Regions from separate parts of the Homo sapiens genome. Here region 1 is linked to region 2. The links are chromatin loops, found by intact Hi-C in ENCODE. Cell type or tissue: endothelial cell of umbilical vein. All regions are shown on one strand. Links, peaks and the distances in the headings refer to the core of each region. The heading gives the core; the rest is flanking DNA.

Region 1 (5,389 bases), core at 179-5,178, 610 kb before region 2:
GTCAATAACAGCTGCAATCATAACCCTAAATCCAAGTTTCTATAGTTTCATTCTTTCTGGGAGCCAAAATGACTGCAAACATATATTTTGTCATTTATTCCTACTGAGGTATGTTTATTCAGAAACAGTTGGGCACAAGTGAATGCAAGTAATAACTCCCTAAATATATATATATCTTTCCCTGAAGTCCCAGTTTCCCATTTCATCCCATCAAGAGTGTTAATGCAACACTTTCTCTTACTTCAGGCATTGTAAATCTATTCATCTGATTCACGTTTCTTTTGGATTGTTCCTTTCTCCACCTTTATTGAATTCTATTTTTCTTCCTATTTATCTAGGGGCATAGTTTATTCATTTTTCCTGAGTTTAGCCCACCTGACTATGGCTTTATAGCCTGTTTGTGAATTGGTTTTAGTAATAATTATTATATTTTAATATTACTTGGATTCATAAAACATTAATTTTCAACTTACAGTAGTCACTAAGTCCAATCAAAATCCATCAGAATTCAGATAGAAAGGAAACCACATTCCAAGCTCTATAGTAAGACTTGACATGATCCTGCTCATCTTTATGTCAGTCCAGAAAGAAATGCATTATTACTTCCATGTTTCAGCTGAGAAATCTGAGGCTCAGATCAGGGAAGTACCTTTTCTATGTTCCAGGATAGGCATGAAGCAGACCAAGAATATTCTTATCATTTTTCCTGATGATGAAACTGTGATGTAAGTTACATATAGAGAAAGAAATTCCAATATTTTTCTAAAAGACACTTATTTTTGTACATTGTTATTGAAGGTGACAGAAAAGGGTGTTGAGTTGAACAGAATAAAATCCACCTTTAGAGTAACTATGCAACTTATTTCAAGAGTAGGTGAATATTTCTTGGTCCTATTCTCCTGGGTTCTAAGTAGTTCTTCCCAGGAAAACATAAGAGAGATTACGTTTAAGTAGTTAGTGCTTCCTTGTAAATGTATAGTCCTTAATGCTGGTGCTCTGTTTCTACCACAGCCTGAAAAATATAAAATAACTCTAGTGGCTTTGCTCCATCTCATAAGCATCCTTATCACCAAGTACCAGGAGTAAGAATGAGCAGTGTAGATGTGGAGGAAAAACATTTGTTTTCATGATCTTAGTCCCCCAGTTCTACTGAAAAGGCCTTGGGTATTTTGATTACTGACAATATACCTATTTGATCATTCCTCATCCCTTGCAAAATGAATATGGGCTGTCACGTAGAGCCAGTTGAATACTGTGAAAAGATCACAGTGGAAAGTCTTAAGGGCGACCTTGGACAAGAACCTGGATTCCTGCTTCTAACTGAAAACATCCTACAAGGTTATACAAACTGGTAGGAAATGGCTGACCTACTGGAGATCTGCAGATTGATCAGGAGCGAAGCCACTTAGAGCGTATCAGATTCTCTTGTTATCTGCAAAGCAGGAGTGAGTCATTTCATTGAGCTGTTGGCATGCAACAGGCACTTAGGAAAGATCTGACGAAGTGAAAGTATCCATTTGGGACCCATTCTATTCAAATATGTGCCTACCCTCAAGATGCATGTATCTGTCTGTGTTGTTTCTTAGAAGTGGTACAACCGCACATAAGCCATTCTTCCCAACCACTATCTTCTTCATTTTAACATGTAAAAATATTGTTATTCCATTATGTCTAAATTCTTCATTTTCTTGACTCTCCTACTATCTCCATAGTATTTCCACATGTAAGATGTAGGCTTTTGTGAGAAAAAGAGAATTCCTTTAATTTGTTTCAGCACTCATTAACCTAACGTGATTCTTGACCATTCTACATGGAAGTCTACTTACACTTTCCATGGACACAAAGGAACCTTGATTCTTATATTTACTTGGCAGATGGACTGAGGATGGGGGGAAAAAAAGGCACAGAATGAAAACAAGTAAATATTCTGGGGTTCAGGGAGATTATGATAAAATAAATAAAGGAACAACAAGCTGTAAGAAGAAAAGAAAAGAATAAGTCATGCCTGATCAACATTATTTTAATTGTTCCACTACATTAATTAATGGAAGGAGGAACACCATGGTGCCCACCCTTGAGAAGAATGTTCTGTTGAGTGATTTGTGAAACATTTAACTATCACATTCATTGAACAAGTATAAACACAGAGTAGTAATAAGTGACAAGGATTCTATAAGGAGATGTATATTAGCACAGGTAGGAGCAAATTTGAAGTAATTTCGAGGAAAATGTAAATCAGTCACTGAGAAGAAAATACCCTCAGCTGGGAGTTGTGGCTCACTCCTGTAATCCCAGAACTTTGGGAGGCTGAGGCGGGCAGACCACGAGGACAAGAGATTGAGACCCTCTTGGCCAACATGGTGAAACCCTGTCTCTGCTAAAAATAATTTTTAAAAAAAATTAGCCAGGCATGGTGGGGCACGCCTATAGTCCCAGCTACTCGGGAGACTGAGGCAGGAGAATCGCTTGAACCCAGGAGGCGGAGGTTGCAGTGAGCTGAGATTGCGCCACTGCACTCCAGCCTGGCGACACAGCGAGACTCCATCTCAAAAAAAAAAAAAAAAAAAAGAAAAAGAAAAAAGAAAAGAAAATAATCTCAGCCTGCAGAAGTGAGAGCACTCATATCACTGATGAGTAGAGAGAGCATCAGTGATTTCAGCAAGATGGTGGAACAGGAAGCCCCAGGTCCTTCCCCCATGGAGACATTAACTTAACAACAATGTATAAACCACATTGCCTTTGTGAGAACATCAGAAACCAGTTGACAGGTTACAGGACCCCAGGTGAGTACAACACCAAGAAGAGACACATTGGAGGAGGGAAGAACATTTGTTGGACTTACCTACTATATCCCATCCTCCAAACTCATGGCTTCTCCTTCAGGAGGAAAAGAAAAAGGCAGAACATGCACCCAATGCCTGGATTTTGGGGGTGCTTCTCAGGGGACTGGTTGCTTTCTTGCCTGACCTAGAATGCTGGTGGGGAAACAGCACACTTTTGATACCTGGGGGCCACTGAGAACCAAGGCAACAGTTCTGCTTGCTACACCACTACCAGAGAAATTAAAGCATCACAGACAGACACCAGGGGGAGCTACTGAGTAGAAACAGGCACACCACTTCAGCTGGGAAATTATACCTGTAGGCCCAGAGATGATGCAACCGCTGGGAAGATTTGAGAGGCCTGCAGAATCTCTAGTGGGGCTAATTGGAGAAGATGTTCCCTGTCTGAAGACAGTCCATAGAGACTGGGAGAGGTGTTTGTTTTTTCAAATGTCCACATATCAACAAAATATCGTAAGACATACAAAACAACAACAACAAACAAACAAACAAGAAACAGGAAAACATGGCCCAATAAAAGGAAAAAATAAATTAATAAATCTCCAGTAACTGACCCAAAAGAAATAAAGATTTATGAATTACCTGAAAAAGAATTAAGAATAACCATCATAAAAATGCCCAATGAGCTATAAAACACACACACACACACAGACAACTAAATGAAATCAGGAAAACAATATACAAACAAAATGAGAGCATCAGCAAAAAGAAACTATAAAAAAGAACTAAACAGAAAATCTAGGGCTAAAGAACAATAACTGAATTGAAAAATTCACCAGAAGGGATCAACAGTATACTGTATCAAGCAAAAGAAAGAATCAGCAAACTTCAAGACAGGTTATTTGAAATTATCAAGTCATAGGGGTAAAAAACAAAAAGGATGAAGAAAAGCAAAGAGCTATTAAGAGACATATAGGATACGATCAAGTGGACCAATGTACACATCATGGGAGTTCAGAAGGAGAAGAAAGAAAGGACAGAGAGCCTATTTGAAGAAATAATAGCCAATATCTCCGCAAATTTGAGGAAGGAAATGGGCATACAAATTCAAGGACCTCATATAACTCCAAATACAATTAATCCAAAGAGACCTTGCCATCAAACACACTATCATCAAACTGTCAAAAGTAAAGACATGAATCTTGAAAGCAGCAAGAGAAAAGTGATTTGCCTCATACAAGAGAAAATCCATAAGATTATCAATGGATTTCTCAGAAGAAGCCTTGCGGGCCAGAATGGATTGGGATGATATATTCAAAGTGCTAAAAGAAAAAACTGACGGCCAAGAATACTGTGCAGAAAAACTGCCATTCATTAATCATGGGGAAATTAAGATTTTCTCAGATAAATAAAAGCTGAGAGAGTTATCACCACTAGGCCTGCCCTACAAGAAATACTGAAGAGAGACCTTCAAGTTGAAACAAAAGGATTCTAGAAAGCCAAACAAAAGTATACAAAAATATGAAGCTCTCTGGTAAAGGTAAATACATACACAAGTATAGAGTCCCATGGTATTGTGATGTTAGTGCAAAATCACTTAATTCTGGTATAGAATTTAAAAGACATAGGTATAAGCAATAACTATAAATTATTGGTGAGTAAAGAGAAATCATCTTAGAGGCTTAGGGCACAAGAGATCCTATGAAAAGCCACTATGGCTATTCTCATAAGAGATTCCATTTTGAGCAAAGTTGCCCAGATGGAGATGAGGGAGATTGTCAAAGTTTAAAACATTATACAACGTTGGAAAATAAGATTAAGACAGCTAGTAACTTTGAAGATATCTGTTTAATAATCACATTAATAACAGTAAGTTTGGAGACAACAAGCCACCCAAATTCTCATGAGATCCATCTATGTTTGACTTAAATGATCAAAATGACTTGAGATATATGAAATTAATTTGCCAAGTCTATTTCTGTAATCTTCAGGTCATCTGCTACTTACACTGACCAGGTAACTCTAGCTTTGTTTTGAAAGAAGGTCTGATGGTGAAATTAAATAACAAGTTAGGATCAAGGAGACCATTTGAGAGAGAAAAGGATCTAAATTCTAGTTCTAGAATGGAATCCCAGACATAACATATAACTGACCCCAATTATTCTTTAGCTAAAAGGTATCCTTTTCTACAACAGGATTGCAGTCATTCTTTTCCAATTGACTCAGCAATATATAACCTCATTTTATTATTTAACTTTATTTTCATAGCTCTGACATAAGCTAAACTCCATTTAATCCAAAAGGATTTTTAAAGTGTCTATACTGGAAAAGACTACAATGGAAAAGGACTGACTTTGTACCTAGAGCAGGCCAGGATGAAAACATACCCTAGGACCAGAACAGCAAGGAGGGATGGGTTTCAATGGATGGTGCTCTGAAAACAGCCTCTTGAAATTTAGATGCTGGCCCTTGAACTAATTGTATGGGTGGAGCACGTTAGCTGCTTCAGAATAAAAACCAATTATATTAACAACCACCCTCATTATGCAGGACATAATCACCATGACCATGTCAATATGTGTGTGGAATATGGATTTTAAGTATTT
Region 2 (5,389 bases), core at 207-5,206:
ACTTTATTTCTACTTTGGGATGGAGATAAGGTTAGAATCAGTAGTTTTCGAAACATAGTCTGTGGCCCAGCACCATCAGCATTACCTGGGAAGCTGTCAGAGGTGGGGATACTTAGGCCCCACTCTCCAGGGACTGAATCTGAAACCTGGGGGTAGGGCCAGGCTCTGCTTTCCCAGCCCTCCAGGGAAGGCGGCAGGTCAAGGAAGTCAGAAGCGACGGTGGAGTGGAGAGGGCCCAGGAGAGTGATTCCAAAACGCAGAACTTCAGTCTCCTCACCTGTGCTGCAGGGAAGGCACCCAGAATCCCTCCTCACACACCAGCCTGAGCATACAGTCAGGTAGCAAATGTCAAGCATCTGTCCAAAGGCCTAGTGCTGACACTTGTTAGACGGACACCTCCCCACTAATTAAATTTGCATGTCTAGATCCCCATGGAAGCCTGCATTGACTTTCAAAGGCGGGAAGTGGCTGGGGAGCTGGAGTCTCCTCCACGTGGAGGATGCCCTCTTCCCCGAGGACTGGGGGAGCCGGAGGTGCTTCCCACCCGCAGCTGCATCTGACTCCTGGTGAGACGTTCCCTGGAGTCTGCAGAACATCCTCCTAAGAGACTCATGTCTCTCAGATATTTAATGGGATCATAAACTTCCTTCATAGAAACTTACATTAAACTCTCCCCTCCTTTCTTGAGACTCCCAAACTCTCAGGAGCCTCTCAGTTTTCTCTCCTCCTTGAACAGAGGCTCTCAAAGTGCCGTCCCTGGCCCAGCAGTATGGACATCACTTGGGAACTGTTAGAAATGCAGATTTTCAGGCCCCACCCAGACCTCCTGCATCAGAAACACTCTGGGAATCAGGCCCAGCAATGTGTGTCTTCACGAGACCTGCAGGGACACACTCGGCCAATGCCACCAGGCCGATGTGGTGTTTACCCTTCCTGCACCATCCTCCCATCCCCACTTTTCTCATGGGCAGCCTCACTCCCAAAAAAGCAAAGGCATCATACACCCTCAGCTGTGCACCCTTTCCCACTTCCTCAGCTCTGCACCTGCCAGCCACTTTATTTCCTCCCTGCGGAGGGAGGATTAGGGCCATAATTCTTTTATCTTGGCGCACATAAAATGATGCACAAGAGGATTGAGGGAATAAGGACATATCAAACTGCCCCCCAACTTACAGCATTTGATGTTGGGTGGAAATTTGGAAGGGAAGCCCAGAAACAGCCCCGCCTGAAAACACAGGCATGAGGGCCCTCCAGTAGAGGTGACAGGTGGTCCTCGTTGCTGGGGAGTGGGAAGACCGTGAGCCTCTGTGTGAGACCCAGAGCAGGCAAAGCCATCTATGCAGCAGATGGCTTCTGGAGACCAGGTTTCTCTCTAAGTGTACTTCTCTGAAGATAATGCCTTTCAAACAGATAATCCAACACTTACCAGTATAGTAAGACATAGGCTTGAAAAAAATGGTTTGAATTCTCCTTTTTATTTTAAGAACTTGTGGTGGAGGAAAATGTTGTGAATCACCTTTTGAGATTTTAGGGTTAATATTAAGTAACTGTTTCTATAAGCAACAGATTGCAAAAGTTCCAGGCTCTACAATTCTGCACATCACAGCCACTTGGATAGGGATGGGGAGGGTTGTACAAATACAGTGTCCTGGGACCCTGTTCCTGGAGTTACAATTCAGTAGGCCTGGGGTGGGTTTCAGGAATATGTACAGTATTTTTAATAGAATCCCCAGGTAATTCCAACATGCAGGTGGGTTTAGGAGCCATTTTTATAGACATTTGCTCAAAATTGGCAGTCTCATCTATAAGGAAACCTATTTCCCCCTGTAATTGCTCATTGTAACTAACTCATTTTTATGGGCTTGTTTTCCAAACCACATTTTCTAATTCTTAGTGAATCATATAACTTCTAAGTCACATCATTACTTTGGGGCTTACCAGGCCTAATTTTTAAGTTATTATTAACATTATATAGCTGAACCCATATTCATAGTATTAACATGCTAAATTGGACCTAGCAGAAAGCATTTCACGAAGTCTCATGCTTAAACTATCACCATTAAGAAGGAAGGCCCAAGAAAAAACCTGCCCATGTGGTGTTATTAAAGCCTTGCTAATAGCCAGCATTTGCCCAAAACACAAAGCTCTTCTTCATCCTCCCCAACCAGAAGTGATCCCACTGGATTTTGAATTCCCATAATGTTCCATGATTCCATCCTTAAGGAACAAATTGATTTGTGTCTTGTATTTTGCCATCTCTCATGTGCAAGGGCTTTCTGGCTTGTCTTTGATAGCTACCATCTTGGTATTTACATCTGGTATGTGCTCAGTATATATAAACATATGCTTAAAGTATAAATGTATAATGTTTTTACTTCCTAGACATAGATAAAAACATCATTAATCATTTCCCCTAAATTATAAAGGAAAGCTCAATTTCATTTTCATCTGTTTTGCCAGAACTCCCAAATTTTATTCTTATCTTTTCAATTGACATTTCAAGAATGGCATGCATTTTCATTTTTTCAGTAAGGATTTATGTGTTTATTTTGTGATACATAAGTTTTTTATCTGAGATCCTGAACTTCTACCTAGCCCCTTATCCTGGCCACCATGCCCCTCCCCTGCCAGGTCCCCGAGGACTCCAGAGAGCACCCAGGGCCCTCCAGGCAGACACTTCTACCTTAGTGTCGGGTCCAGGGTTGAGTCACACCCAGACTCAGGGTACCTTACGAGACTTGCTCCTTGCCCCGTTTCTCCAGGTCGCATCCTCATTCCTACAGGAGCTCCAGGACCAGGGAGCTCTGAGCCACCCAAGGTGGAGCTGGGCAAGATGGCACCCAAGAGAAGAGAGAAGTAGGGTCAGGGAGAGAGCTTGTAACCTCTGTCTCACCCCACGAACTGCCCACTCCCTTCTAGATGTGTTCAGAATCCTCCATCCCACACCTCCTCTGTGGATCTCTCTCTTCGGTCTCCCCCTGGAGGTCAGAGTGTGTCATGACCAACAACTTTGTGGCCATGGATGCAGCTGCCGTTTAATTTTTACTAACAACAAAAATGGATTGAGTACTATTAACACACTCGAACAAATACCCCATAACTCCTTAATATCATCTAATACCAGTCCGTGCTCAGTTTTCCCAGTGGTCTTAAAATTGTTCTTTTACAGTTAGTTGGTTTGGATAAGGATGCAAACCAGGTCCAACTACTGCATTTGGTTAATGTGCCCCTGAAATCTCTTTAATACTTAACAGTTTCCTGCACCTTCCCCGTTTTCTGAAATTCATTTTCTTGTTAGGTTCTTGCATGTTAGAGAATTTAAGATGAAATAATACAATGTGTGGTGTTTACTCCAACCACTACAGTGTTGGTGAGTATTTTCAAAGCAGCACAATATTAGTCATTGCTAAGCTTTTTTCACCTCGTGTATATTTAAAATCCTCCAAAATAAAAATTTTTTTAAAATAAACAAATTAAATTAATGGCTCAGGACCTTGTCCAAAAGTCTCTTATGATTTAAACAGAAAAAAATATTGCTAAAGAAAGTTAAATTTTTTTCAGGGAAAAACTGGTAGATTCTCTTACTCTGCTGTGTACTTAACAATAAATATTTTGTGTGGATTTGTTTTGCCTCTGATATTGGAAGTTCACAGAGCTCCCAACTTCTAAACTCCACCTATAGTATTTTATGGCATGTGTTGTTGTTAAGACTGAATTAAATCTGAGTTATTTTTTAACTAGTAGAATATGTAGATAGGTTAAATATCTATCACGAGCTAGGATTTATTTTCATTGGCAAATATTTTTGTCACTGTTTTGAACCATTCAGAAAGCAGAGGTTTTAGTAAATTAAATTGAAACATTTAGATCGATGTGGGATAATAATTTTTTCTCTACATTATCTATTTGTTCAAATAACAGCATTAATTAAAGCAGTTAATTAAATCACTTGCTTTGGTTGCGTTTGCTATGCCTGCACCCTGCAGACACGCACAGCACACACAAAATCAGCTAGAAAATAACTAGCGATCGCCTAGCAGGCCGACATGTATCTACTGCCCAGAAGGGTAAGCACCATGAAAAGTTTTATGTTTCTTTTATCATGTTCACAATAAATGGGCAATGTGACCCTCTTTATTTGAAGGATAAGGATGTTTAGACCTAATTTTGTAGCTGTCCTCCTGAAGCATGGAATGAAACACAATACCTTTTACTTATTTCCCTGGATACCCTAATCCCTCCCTGCTTTACAAGTATCTTTGAGCTGTTCCTCCCTTTGTATCCACAGCAACGTGAAATCCCCACTGGAATTATTTGCTGTGAAAATGCAGGTGCCCTTGTTTAATGTTTCATTGGCTTGAGCACTTAACTTGAAACTTTTTTTTTTTTTCATGATATGGTGACCTTTGATTTTGGAGCTGAGGGCTCACGGTGATGTTAGATATTGTTTATATACATTAAGCCAACACCATTAGATCTGAGCTTTATCTGTGGTTCTGCTGTTCCTGCCATTTCATCAAATGCATGCCCAAATGCAAGCTGTACTCCGTGACCCACTGTTCTATTTGAAGGAACTTTTTGAATATTCATAGGCAATCAAATTAAAAATCAGTCTATTAGACTTATGTATTATAAACTTCATGACTTTAGACCAATACTCTTACATAGTTATAGATTTAAGAAATTAAATATTTAGACACTGCTAAATCGGATTATAGAGAGAACCATCACAGCAAAAATATGAGGTTGGAGAAAGAAATGAAAATGCTGGTGATATTTTCATATAAAGTCATGAAAGGGCAGGGAACCTTCTCTGAATAGCAAGGAGGTTGATGTTACAAAGAATGTCGGGGAAGTTTGCTTAGGCCCAGCCAGAAGGACCTTTATGCCACACTAGGGAATTTGGGCTGAACAGTTTGGTAATAAAAACACTTACCATTTATTGAAAATGTACTATGCAGAGGCGATATTTTAAGCATTTTACAGACAATGATGCATTTAATCTTCACAGAACTCCTAAGAAGCATTAGGTTCTAGAGCCACAGAGAGGTCAAATAACTTGCAAAGGTCAAAAAGCTAGAAGTGCTAGAGCTGGGAGTGGCACTGAGGCAGTCCGACTTCTGAGACCGGGATCTTAATGAGTCTGATCTGCAGCTACCTTGGTAAAATCTCTACCAAGAACAAAGGTAGGGATTTTAAAACCGGAAACCGTTGAGATTTTATTTAATTTAAAAAGAGGTTTCCAGTAGCTGTGTGGAAGATGGGCAGAAGAGAGAGACTCAAGCCAGAGAGACAAACCCTCTAGACAAGATGGTGAACTAAGGCAGTGTGTTATAGGAGGGGAGGGTTGTGGGGGCATTCAAGAGATGTGGACAAGGTCAAAGTGATT

Evidence for each region. Peaks named below come from ENCODE experiments on the same cell type or tissue, not always from the same donor. Only the 100,000 strongest peaks of a DNase experiment are listed, where the experiment ranks them.
Region 1: a loop joins it to region 2, with 11 times the contacts of the local background. A loop is called at or near these places in 2 of 110 quality-filtered maps.

What each region holds. Positions count from the first base shown.
Region 1 is chr20:19,625,655-19,631,043 of GRCh38, forward strand. All of the region lies in intron 6 of SLC24A3 (solute carrier family 24 member 3), which reads left to right. Among named protein-coding and RNA genes, the nearest start is that of RIN2, 130 kb to the right of the region's middle. In endothelial cell of umbilical vein, for the core only: a CTCF peak has its summit at 3,080 (motif pointing right); a DNase peak (open chromatin) is centred at 3,087.
Region 2 is chr20:20,234,581-20,239,969 of GRCh38, forward strand. The region is part of intron 18 of CFAP61 (cilia and flagella associated protein 61); the gene reads left to right. Among named protein-coding and RNA genes, the nearest start is that of CFAP61-AS1, 31 kb to the right of the region's middle. In endothelial cell of umbilical vein, for the core only: a CTCF peak has its summit at 2,976 (motif pointing left); no DNase peak of the experiment used is centred there; H3K27me3 peaks cover 140 bases.